Linked DNA regions of Homo sapiens: region 1 is linked to region 2. A link is a contact called in ENCODE Hi-C or POLR2A ChIA-PET data. All regions are on one chromosome and are shown on one strand. The core of a region is the stretch at or near the end of the contact, and the rest is flanking DNA. Distances in the headings are between cores, read along the strand shown.

Region 1 (6,678 bases), core at 918-3,417, 49 kb before region 2:
TGAACCCCGGAGGCAGAGGTTGCAGTGAGCCAAGATCATGCCAGTGTACTCCAGCCTGGGTGACAGAGTGGGACTCTGTCTCAAAAAAAAAAAAGTATTTTATATAGTCTTAAAAATACGGTGAGTTTATATCCACATACCCACATCTATATATGCATATGTTTGCTTACTTTTCTCTCTCTTTTAAATTCCCAATGAAAAAAAGTACTTCTTGTCCTGAAGTCTGAGCTAAAAACAGAGTCACCATTTGTGAGGCCCTATGATAATTTCATTACAGTACCATTAACACATCCTCAAAAGGAGCACTCAACTGACAAATAACTGATAACTAAAATGTGGTATAGCCATACAAGGAAATATTATTTCATTCATAACACAGAATGAAGTATTGATACATGTTACAACGTAGATTAATCTTGAATGCATTGTGCTAAGTAAAAGCATAGTCACAAAAGACCACATATTGTATGATTCCATTTGCACGAAATATCTAGATTAAGCAAATCTGTACAGAAAGCAAATAGATCAGTGGCTGCCCAGAGGCCAAGGAGAGGGAGCGATGCGGGTCACTGCTAGTGGACACATGGTTTCTTTTTGGGGTGATAAAAAATGTTCTAAAATTGATTATCATGATTGTTGCACAACTCTGTAAATATTCTAGAAACCATTGAACTCTATACTTTAAATGGTGACTAGTATGATGTGAGAACTATATTTCAGTAAAGCTATTATATAAAAAAGGGAGGTATTTTTAAAAACTACTGTTGTTCACACGTGTAATCCCAGAACTTTGGGAGGCCGAAGTGGGCGGATCACCTGAGGTCAGGAGTTAGAGACCACCCTGGCCGACATGGTGAAACCCCATCTCTACTAAAAACACAAAATTAGCTGGCCATGGTGGTGCATGCCTGTAATCCCAGCTATATGGGAGGCTGAGGCAAGAGAGTCACTTGAACCTGGGAAGTGGAGGTTGCAGTGAACCGAGATCACACCATTGCACTCCAGCCTGGGCAACAAGAGCAAAACTCCGTCTCAAAAAATAAATAAATAAATAAATATAAATAAATGTATTTAAAAAATAAAGAGAGACACAGCTCAATAAATTAATATATAATTTGCTGTCTTGTATTGCATGATTAAAGTAGGTGTCATTATTTCCCTTTCACCTAATAAGAAAATTGGACCTGCACTTGGTATTTCTTGTTCACTCCAATTTTATGAAATTTAAAAGAATTATCATTCCAGGAATACTAAATTAAAAATAAAAGCTATACATGAAAAAATTAATAGGTAGTGGTTGATGCAAGAGTTGAGCAACATGATTCCTGAGATGTCCTTTATGACTAATTGACAGTCTTAGAGAATTAGAAGTCAACAACGTTAAAATGGAAATAAAAATACATCACAAATCTTCACTTTCTAGGCAGAAGCTAGAATGTTCAGTGCCCTGATCAGACTTTTCCCAACAGTTAAATTTGCACTGGGAAATTGTTCCCTTTATTTGACACATAAAATTAAATGCCCAAGATGAGAATTATATCTGTGAAATAAACAGGAGATGAAAAAATTTTCTCCACTCGCCCCTCCGGGGTGGTTGCCTTCCTCATCCTCCCCCTGTCTTCTTTGATAATAGCATCTAAGCAGATAAATGCAACACCATCTGCTGATGGTATTTTGGGAACTTCACACAAGTCCAAAACACTAAGCCAAAACGCTAAGTCCTGCCCCTGTGTAATGTTATCCGAGCCTCATAGCCCATTTCTTGGCAGAGAGTAATGTCTACTTTCAGCAGAACTGAAGACTCTGAAAGAGACAAGGCAAAACAAAAAGAAAGCTGCCTTTAAAGGGATTTCAGTATTTCACTATTAACGATCTTTTAAAAGAATCCTCCTTTTGGGCATCTGCCCTCCCACCAAAGGGGGTCTTGGTGAGAAGGCTCAGCAGCCCATGCAGTTAGGAAGAGGAATAAAAGAGGGGTGTGGAGTGAGACCCCTGTTACTGGGATTCAGCGGATAGGGAAACACCGTGTGGACAGGAAGACAGCTGCTTTAGCCAAAGCTCCTACCGAAATGCACGGTGGATGGGTAAGGTCTTTCCTGAGGCTTCTGGCAGGAACGAGAACAGCTGAAGGCTAGACCGCTCAGGGTGAGTGAAAGGGTAGGCTGTTCAAGAAAGGAATGTACTCTAGGTGGCCAAGACTTGGCACTGCTGTTTCTGCTCTTTTTTTTTTTCCACTGGCTAGGTCGCTTTGCTCCTCCAGCCCAGCTTGCAGGCTCCTTGGTTAAGCCCAAAGTGCTCCTTTTATACTATGAACTATTCTCATCCTTCTGGTAGAGGGTGAGCCTATCAAACTTTATATTAGGCTGCAGGTAGTTTATTAACTAACCTCTCTCAGCCTCTGTTTTCTCGTCTATGAAATGGGACTCATAATACCTATAGATGGGATTGTGAGGACTTAATCATGAAAGCCAACATTTTTATAGAACTTACAAGGTGCCTGGCTCTGAAGTGTTTTACACGTATTAACTCATTTAGCTCTCACAACAGCCCTATGAGGTAGGTGCTATTGTTATCATCACTTTTAAGGCAAGGAAACTGAGCCACAGAAAGGTTGAGAAATATGTCCAAGTCAGGCCGAGCATAGTGGTTCATGCCTCTAATCCTAGCACTTCGGGAGGGTGAGGCAGGAGGATCACTTGACCCCAGGAGTTCAAGACCAGCCTGGGAAACATAGTGAGAGCGTCTCTGTAAAAAATAAACAAAATTAGCCAAGCATGGTGGCATGCCCCTGTAGTCCCAAATACTCAGGAGGCTGAGGCAGGAGGGTCACCTTAGCTTGATCATGCCACTGCACTCCAGCTTGGGCAACAGATCAAGAAAAAAAAAAAAAAGGAAGGAAGGAAAGGAGGGAGGAAGGAAGGAGGGAAAGAAAGAGAAAGAAAGAAAAAGAAAGAGAGAGAGAGAGAAAGAAAGAAAGAAAGAAAGAAAGAAAGAAAGAAAGAAAGAAAGAAAGAAAGAAAGAAAAAGAAAAAAAGAGAAAGAAAGAAAGAGAAAGAAAGAAGAGAAGAGAATGGAGGGAAATCCAAATCTACAAAAATAGGATGTGGCAGACTGCCATGGTTACTACTTGAGACCATCACTACGACAGTTACTACTGTTACTACTTGAGACCATCATTACGAGACCGAACGAAGGGGGACGAACGTAGAAATGAAAACTTAAGACAAAAGAAACTGTTTTAAAGGAAGGGGCCAGGGGAAGAAGAAAAGGGCTCCCTGCTTCTAGTGAGCAAAGGCAGCAGCCACCCTGAGTTTCTACAGCCCTTCGTATTTATTGGGTAGCAAGAGCAGGGAGGAGCGGGTAACGACTGGTCAGCTGCTTAATTGATCACAGGTTCACATTATTGGTAACAGGCTTCAGATGCGCCTAATCACAAGAAACACTGTGCTTGGGGCTTGACTGCCCTCAGCGTTCCTTCTGGGCAGCAGACGCAGTTTGTCAGTTTGCCAACATCCTGCTTTCATGAGAACAGTTTGCTGTTTACTCATACAGCCTCCAGTGGTATACTGAGTTGATCACAACCCTCACTCAGCCTTCAACAATAGCACACAGACGAACCAGATTCAATATCATACCAGTCTGGCCGTATAGGGTTTGGAACCATTAAGCAACACTACCTACTAAAAGCCTGTAGTTAAGGCTCTCATACAACACTCAGAGCTTAGTAGGCGCTATAATAAATGTTGTCTATCAAAATAATTATTACCTCAAGACAGAAAATGTCCTAAGTGTAGAGAGAGAACTGCAATCAGGGCATCCCTGGAATGCCTAAACAGTGTCCTGCGTCTAATAATTATTCAAAATATATTGGCTTAACAATCCATTTTGTCAACATGATTCAACAGACTTTCTTTAAGCTTCTTCTCTGTGCCAGGGGCTCTGCCCAAAAGACAGAAGGCCCAAAGATGATTTGGACAAGGACTCATAGTGTGATGCTACTGATCTGAAACTAATAAAATGCTTGGCTGCATTCACAGACCAAGAGAGTATAGTGGAGATAACATCAACACATTCCTCTCATTCACCACCCAAATCCCATCCATCCAAACCCTAGATGGTTCTTGAATCCATACCTGGGTCTCCGTCTTTCTCACCTGTACTCGCATCCAAGCTGCCATCTTCCCTGGACCACTCAGCTAGTCATGACCTCTTAACTGGTCTCCCAGCATGTACTGTGGTCCCTCCCTAATCCACTTGATCATGTAGCCTCCTTGCTTAGTTGTTAAAACCCTTCTATTATTTTTTGCTCTTTTTTCTTTTTATCATTATTATTATTATTGAAATAGAGACGAGGTCTTGCTTTGTTGCCCAGGCTGGTCCTGAACTCCTGGCTTCACGCAGTCTTCCCACCTAGGCCTCCTGAAGTGTTGGGATTACAGGCATGAGCCATTGCACCCAGCCTGGTTTTTTGCCCTTAAGATAAAACTCATGCTATGGCCAAGGATTCCTGCATATCTGACCACTGCCTGCCAATCACTCCCATCTAATTTACGCCACTCTTGACCCTAGTCATGCTGTCTTCCTTTCAGTCCTTTGAATGCACTATGCCCACCTCCTCTCCTAAGTCCTTTGACACATCTGGGTGTATCCATTTGGAACACAGCTGTGGTTAAATGTCCACCCCTGATTCAATCAGCCATAGCCAAGGTAGCAGGCCCACATGGTATGATAATTGTGGCTGGCAGGATCCATTCCTATGACCCTATAGATGCAAGGGGAGGGAGAAGGCATGTCTCAGAGAAGGGACACTAATCAGCTGAGCAGGTATGTATCAAGCTTCCTTCCAGAAAGATATTCAGGCAGAGAGAGTGACTATCCTCCAGGAATGTGACAGGAGAGATTCCCATGCTCTTAAAAGCTGTATCTTGGTGACTTCCATCACCTCAGCCAAATCAATGAGTGCATGAATTTTTCTTGTTCTAAATGGGTCAATTTCTGTCTTTTTTGTAGACAAACAGTAGCAGTGATGTTTAATTAGGAAGGAGGCCTGGTGATCAGCAGAAAAGGAAACATCATAAGGGAATGGACCTGGCCTTCAAAAGGAAAACTTGATAATCCAGTGGAAATTTGGGTATTATTTTACAATTAGCATTCTTATGGTTATTTTTATGTTGCAACAGTAATTTACTTTGGGTATCTAAAATATACTATTATGGGACTAGACACAGTGGCTCACACCTGTAATCCCAGCACTTTGGGAGGCTGAGGCAGGTGGATCACCTGAGGTCAGGAGTTCAAGACCAGCCTGGCCAACATGGTGAAACTCCATCTCTACTAAAAGTACAAAAATTAGCTGGGCATGGTGGCACATGCCTGTAATCTCAGCTACTTGGGAGGCTGGGGCAGAAGAATCACTTGAACCTAGGAGGCAGAGGTGGCAGTGAGCCAAGATTGCACCACTGCACTCCAGTCTGGACAACAGAGTAAGACTCCATCTCAAAAAAACAACAAAATAAAAAATAAAAAAATATATATGCTATTAAAGGAAACAAGGTTGAGAAGACTGAATTAATTTGCTGGCTATAAATTTTTTTATTTGTACAAATTTATTACATGTATATTTATTACATGTACAACTTTGTTACATGTATATAATATGTAGTGGTCAAGTCAGGGTATTTGGGGTGTCTGTCACCCGAGTAAAAAACAGTTTTGGGGTTTTCTGTTTCTTTGTTTTTTTATAGAGTCAAGATTTCAGTATGTTGCCCAGGCTGGTCTCAAACTCCTGGGCTCAAGCAGTCCTCCAGACTTAGTCTCCCAAAGTGCTGTGATTACAGGCATAAACCACCATGCCCAGCCCAAGTACAAAACATTTTTGTTAAGTATAGTCACCCTACTGTGCTGTCAAACATTTTATGTATTCCTTCTTACTGTGTGTTTTTACCCTTTAACCCGCTTCTCTTCATCCTCCCTTTACCCCTGCCCCACCCCTCCCAGTCTCTGTTCTCTATTTTCCACTCTTTACCTCCATGTGATCCCATTTTTTAGCTCCCACATATAAGTGAGGACATGCGATATTTGTCTTTTTGTGCCTGGCTTATTTCATTTCAGATAATAACCAGTTCCTGGATGTGATACATTTTTACTTCAGTTCTTCATTTCACTTGGCAAACTATACTTGGCCCTTTCTTAATGGATTTATCTTTGCTAAACAGCAGTTGCTTTAAACAGCAATTTTTTAAAATTGTTATTAGAAAAGCAGTTCATGCCTACTGTAAAAACATTTCTAAAATAGGAAAGTATGGTGTTCAAAGTGAAAGTCTCCTCCTCCTCAATTTCACTCTGCAGAAATCAACCATATTCATAGCTTGGTATGTATCTCTGTAGGATCAAAGATTCCAAACTGAGATAATATAAGAGTGAGTCTACCAAGTAGGAACGGCAGTGAACTGGAAGTGTCCCACCTGAGGGGGACAGCCTCTACTCAGGGCCAGAAGGTTGTTGCCACATGGGAATACGGGCCTGGGGTTACTACATTTTACGGTTTTTTCCAGCTAGAAATTCAGACTTTTATGTGAAATATCCTGAAATTTAACTGCTGACAATTAATTCAAACTTTGACAGGATTAATTCAAACACTTCTGAGCTGCCAGTCTGAAACTGTGTCCGGAATTGGTG
Region 2 (5,786 bases), core at 2,787-5,286:
AACATGAAAATGTCGACTGGTCTTGGCAATACAGAGGTCTTTGGTGAGCTTATGAAGGCATTTCTAATGTAGGAATGAGGATAGAGTTTTAAATTTTTTGTTCAAGGATGCAAATATTGCTGAATGAAGCAAAAGATTTGTTGCCTGGAATTTAATATCTTTACAACTCTTTGTTCTTTTAGAGTCATTCGGATTCCTTTCGGTTGCTCAAATATAACATTGTATCTGCTTCTAAATTCATGGGCAACAATTGTCCTCTTCTGGTTCAAAGGCACAATATAATCCCAGGAATTTTTTTGGTATGTGCTTTGAGATATAATGACTCTTTTGACTGGGCTGTTGTGTATGATGTTTGCATGACTTGGGGATTATTCATAGGGTCAACAGAAGGCTACCAAAATAGCTCAGCTTAAATCACAACCTTGGGATAACCCTTGACTTCAGGTCTTCTTATAACTGCAGATTTAACACTGTTGCATTATCTTTACTGTTACTCTAATGAATTTAAAAATTGAATACTCTGTTAAAACTGAGGTGGCCGGCCGGGCGCGGTGGCGCACGCCTGTAATCCCAGCACTTTGGGAGGCCGAGGCGGGAGGATCACGAGGTCAGGAGATCGAGACCATCCCGGCTAAAACGGTGAAACCCCGTCTCTACTAAAAATACAAAAAATTAGCCGGGCGTAGTGGCGGGCGCCTGTAGTCCCAGCTACTTGGGAGGCTGAGGCAGGAGAATGGCGTGAACCCGGGAGGCGGAGCTTGCAGTGAGCCGAGATCCCGCCACTGCACTCCAGCCTGGGCGACAGAGCGAGACTCCTTCTCAAAAAAAAAAAAAAAAAAAAAAAAAAAAAAAAAAAACTGAGGTGGCCATATCATTCGCCTCATGAGTTCATATAAAAATTAAGTGCTAAAATTTAATTCCCACCTTTATGAAGCTTATAACCTAGTTGAGGAGATATGGCTACATAAAAATCCATAGTGTAAGACCTAGTAGAATAACTACCATAAGCAAGACAGCCTGGTGTGGTAGAGAAAAAGCATGAACTTTGAAAACAAACACACTTGAGTTCAAACCTTGATTCTACTATTTGCTTGCTGTGTGACCTTTGGTAAATTACTAAGCTTCTCTGAGCTTGTATCCTCCCTTTCAAAAGGGAGAAATAATAACCAACTCATAAAATTATTGTAAAAATTCAGTGAGATAATGTGCACAAAGTGCTTGTTTCAATTCCTGGCACATCATAGGCAATGAATGCTAATTCCCTTCCACTGGTTTTTCAGTTCAACAAATGTTTATTGACTGTCTGCTCTGTGCCAAACACAAGTACTGAATACTGAAGATACACTCACCCACTCACTCAGTCAATAAAATGAGCCACAGTTCCTTCTGCCAAGGAGCTCCTAGTCCAGTGGGGTGAGCCACAGCCTGAGGCTTCCTGAGAAGTGTCATATGTGCATAGCCACTTGGGTTTCCTCATAGCCAGTTGGGTTTCCTCACAACATGGTGCTGGTTTGAAGAAGGAATGTTCCTGGCCGAGCATAGTGGCTCATGCCAGTAATCCCAGCACTTTGGGAGGCCGAGGTGGGAGGATTGTTTGAGCCCAGGAGTTCAAAACCAGCCTGGGCAACATAGTGAGACCCTGTCTCTACAAAATTAAAAAAATTAGCTGGGCTTGGTAGTGTATGCCTGTAGCCCTAGCTACTCAGGAGGCTGAGGCAAGAGGATCACTTGAGCCTGGAAGTCAAGGCTGCAAGGAGCTGTGATTACACCACTGCACTCCAGCCTCAAAAGTTATGCGGTATGCTATTGCTCATACTATTGGTTAAAGCCAACTGTATACTAGCCCCTAAGGGTAGGTAGGATTTTGTCAGAGAGATGAGAAGAAGGAAGAGAAAGAGGTTCCAGGCAGAGGACATGTTGTAAGTAAAGATAAGGTTTGGCGCACAAGAAACCAGGTGACCTGAATTTTAGTCTAAGACCTTCCCCTTTAACCAGCTGTATTTGTTTGGGTTCATGTCATCTGGAAAAAAAGAAGACTGAGTTAGATCAGTGGCTCTCAATCACAGCTGATGCTTTGGATACATGAAAAAAAAATGACTTCTGGGCTTCACCCTCGAACAATTAAATCAGAATGTCTGTGGATGAGACCCAGCATCAGTATTCTCTTTATTACAATATAGTTTACATACAACGTAATGCGTTCAAGTGAATATTTTAAGCGCCAATGAGTTTGACAAACGTATGTACCCATGTAATCACTTCCACAGTCAAGATAGAAAACACTGCCATCACCCTAAAAGTTTCCTTTGGCCCATTAGCTGCCAGTCCTTCCAACATCATCCCCAGATCACCACTGATCAGTGTTCTGTCACTATAGATTAGGTTTGTCCCTTCTAGAATTTCATCTAAAAGGATTCATATGCCTGTAATCCCAGCACTTTCAGAGGCTGAGGCAGGTGGATCACGAGGTAGGGAGTTCAAGACCAGCCTGGCCAACATAGTGAAACCCCATCTCTACTAAAAATACAGAAAATTAGCCGGGCGTGGTAGCAGGTGCCTGTAATCCCAGCTACTTGGGAGGCTGAGGCAGGAGAATCACTTGAACCCAGGAGGCAGAGGTTGCGGTGAGCGGAGATCATGGCACTGCACTCCAGCCTGGGTGACAGTCCAAGACTCCATCTCAAAAAAAAAAAAAAAGGATTCATACAGTAAGTATTATTTTGTCTGGCTACAATGAGGTATTAGCGTTTGTTTTAAAAGTTTCTCTGGGTGATTTTAATGAGAAGCAATGACTGGATGATCTTTCAGGACCCTTCCAGCTAAAAAGATGCCATGATTTCATCTGCTAGCCTAGAGGCACTTTATGAAAGTTGCATTTTGGGAATAATATATATGATAGATATCATTATAATAATTATGACAATGGTAATACTAATGTTTATTGATCTTTAACTATGTGCCCAGGCACTGTGCTAAGTTATTCATGTGTATTTTCTTATCTAAATCCTCACAGCAATCCAGGGGGTAGGTACTAATTTTATCCCTGATAACAGAGGTGGAAACTGAGACACAGGTTAACTTATCTAAGGTCAAGGAGCTCGCATGTGGTGGGATCAGAATTCAAATCCAGATTTTCTCACTATGAACAGAGACTGCTTTTAATCAAAATTCTGCAAGAGTTTCTACAAGGTGAAGTCTCAGCCCCCACTTCCTCGGACATGCTCGTAAGAAGTGTAAAGTGTTCCCAGATGAATGCTTTCAGCTTGTTGATGAGTTCCAGCTGGGGAGAAGAAATAATTCAACCGTACATTTAGCAAGAAGGCACAGAGCCTACCTCAATATGCAAAGGAATCCAGCTTGTTTCAAGTGTCAAGTGACAGTTTAGACAAGAGAAAAGGACTCAGTACAAATGAGATGGGACAGAGGTTGCATCCCGTGCATGTCTTCTGAGATATATACAAAATAGAGAAACAAAGACTAACTCATCCACTGATTTCACCGTAGTAATGCAGATTATTTCCTGACATTTCAATACACAGATACACACACACACACACCACACACACACACACACACACATCTATTTTCAGTTTTCAAAATATTCATCACTGTCACTACGAACAATGAACAACTAGTCTTATTTTGTGGTAGAGGAGTCTTCCCAGAGTACCTGACAGGTGACCAAATATCACCCTGCTCCTGCAAACCTATTTGATTCTGGGAGTCTTGGTAGACATGCTTGGTTGGTTTACAGCCTGTGCTTCTTATAAATTCACTAGTGGCTTAAAAAAAAAAAAAAGCATCAGCACGATGAAAATATATGTCTTTCTTAAGTTGCACTCACCCATGACATCCAAATCAAAGGCTTGTCAGCTGAGGTTGTCCCAGTTCCCTCCAAGAGAATATTAACAATTAATCCTGATCACCCGAAACAAACAGGTTCCTATTCAAATACTGGCTGTCAGTATCTGGCTGTCAAGCCAAGAGCAAGGCTAAGGCCTCAGCCTGCCCAGCTGTCTGCCCGCTGGGTGACAGTGTTGATCCATCTGAAATAAATGCGCTTTGTCCCTGGGCCAGAAAATACCAGGTCCCTAAAAGGAAAGACTGCAGCCAGATGGTGTTCTGAGGGCCTGGGGAAACGCTTTGCCTTCCTTCCCGGAGAGAAGCAGAATGATTCTGTGTTTTCTTTATCTTTCAAAGGAAGATGTGAGGTGAAGCATTGTTCTGATGTTACCATATTGGGCTAGGTTTCTCTGGGCGAAGTGCTACCGCGAATGATGTGATTACACATAATAAATTACTTGCATTTTCCTGATAATTTAATGAGGGCAAAGAGCTTGCAATGAGCGTTGTGAAAACTCAGCTGAAAATTCATTTCAGCTGTTTGTTCGGATGCATGGGGCTGGAAGGATTCTTTAACTGAGGTGTTCTTTTTTATACACATGTGCATCCAGGGCTCTGGGGTGGGACAAGATTGTCTCTGTGGAATATTATTTCCAAATTGCCAGCTCACATATTTACATTATTCTATCTGTTCTGACGTGATCCTTGACTTCAAGAGGGAAGAGAGTTCCTGTCCAGATACAAATACTGTTCAGATGCAAATACAGGAACAGGCCAGCTGCAGTGGCTCATGCCTATAATCCTAGCACTTCCCTGGGAGGCTGAGGTGGGAGGATCACCTGAGGCCAGGAGTTCAGGACCAGCCTGGTCAACGTGGTGAAACCCCGTCTCTAATAAAAACACAAAAATTAGCCAGGCATGGTGGCGTGTGCCTATAATTCCAGCTACTTGGGAGGCTGAGGCAGGAGAATCACTCCAGCCTGGGTGACAGAGTGAGACTCCATTTCGAAAAACAACAAAAACAGGAACAAATACTGTAGTCTGTAGTTACAATTCCAGGTGACCAGTGGAAATGGTGGAAGTGTGTAGTGACACCGCAGTAGAGGAGAGAGAATGATGGAACCAGCCATGTCTCTCCTTTAAAGGGACAAGACAGAAAATGAATTGAGTGCTTCAGGAGGCTTTAAAAGGCTTGGTTTGGGCCATTTTTTGTTCTCCTCCACCGTACCTCTCCAAAGATGGAGTAAAGAGAATAGTGACTCAAAACATTGTGACTCTTCATCACAATGTTTTATGAGGAATGAAGCCATGTTAATTTTTTTTTAAGCGAGACAGAGTCTGTCACCTAGACCGGAGTGCAGTGACACAATTATAGCTCACTGCAGCCTTGACTCCTGGGCTCAAGGGATCCTCCCGCCTCAGCTTCCTAAGTAGCTAGGACGGCAGGCACACACCATCACACATGACTAATTTTATTTTTTGTAGATTTGAGGTCTCACTATGTTGCCCAGACTGGCATCAAACTCCTGGCCTTAAGTGATAGATCCTCCTGCCTCATCTTCCCAAAATGGGGGGATTACAGGCATGAGCCACTGCCCCGAGCCAAAGTCATGTTTACGTGAGCCTTTGTCCCAAATTCTTATAATCAGGTTGAAAGACTAAAATAGAATTATCAACTTAAGAAATTATATCACAAAACTTTTAGTACTTAGTATATGTGCTGCCGAAGCGAGCACAACAAAACTTATAGTACTTAAATAGTTTCTTGGCTGGGCATAGTAGCTCAGGCCTGTAATCTCAGCACTTTTGGAAGCTAGACAGGAAGATTGCTTGAGACCAGGCATTCAAGACCAGCCTGGGCAACATAGTGAGATCCCATCAAAAAAAAATTATTTTTAAGTTTCTTTTTTCACCTTTGTTTTATTTAATATTATTTGATCCAA

What was found. A loop is a pair of places that touch in the nucleus more often than their neighbours do. ChIA-PET counts read pairs that join two places held with the same protein, here RNA polymerase II (POLR2A). Pooled maps may share reads with other maps.
Region 1: a loop to region 2 is called in a map of prostate gland, with 2.2 times the contacts of the local background. The contact joins two enhancer-like sites. A Hi-C loop is called at or near these places in 4 of 168 maps with a recorded cell type or tissue (esophagus muscularis mucosa, gastrocnemius medialis, prostate gland and 1 more) and 1 of 50 pooled maps. POLR2A ChIA-PET finds 5 or more read pairs at or near these places in 4 of 52 experiments (OCI-LY7, activated CD4-positive, alpha-beta T cell, activated CD8-positive, alpha-beta memory T cell and 1 more).

Annotation. Positions count from the first base shown.
Region 1 is chr12:95,380,905-95,387,582 of GRCh38, reverse strand. LOC105369917 (a long non-coding RNA gene) reads left to right here. Exons shown (of 11, transcript XR_001749265.1): 5 at 5,011-5,131; 6 at 6,625-6,678. Among named protein-coding and RNA genes, the nearest start is that of MIR3685, 74 kb to the right of the region's middle. Within about 2 kb of position 2,167, at least 15 of the 41 ENCODE cell types and tissues checked have a DNase peak (open chromatin) inside an H3K27ac peak, as active enhancers do; they include OCI-LY7, prostate gland and tibial artery, where a contact is called at or near this core.
Region 2 is chr12:95,334,886-95,340,671 of GRCh38, reverse strand. It overlaps LOC105369917 (a long non-coding RNA gene), which reads left to right. Exons shown (of 11, transcript XR_001749265.1): 10 at 183-299; 11 at 3,014-3,102. Among named protein-coding and RNA genes, the nearest start is that of MIR3685, 28 kb to the right of the region's middle. RefSeq lists an enhancer at 4,835-5,751. Within about 2 kb of position 4,036, at least 17 of the 41 ENCODE cell types and tissues checked have a DNase peak (open chromatin) inside an H3K27ac peak, as active enhancers do; they include OCI-LY7, prostate gland and tibial artery, where a contact is called at or near this core.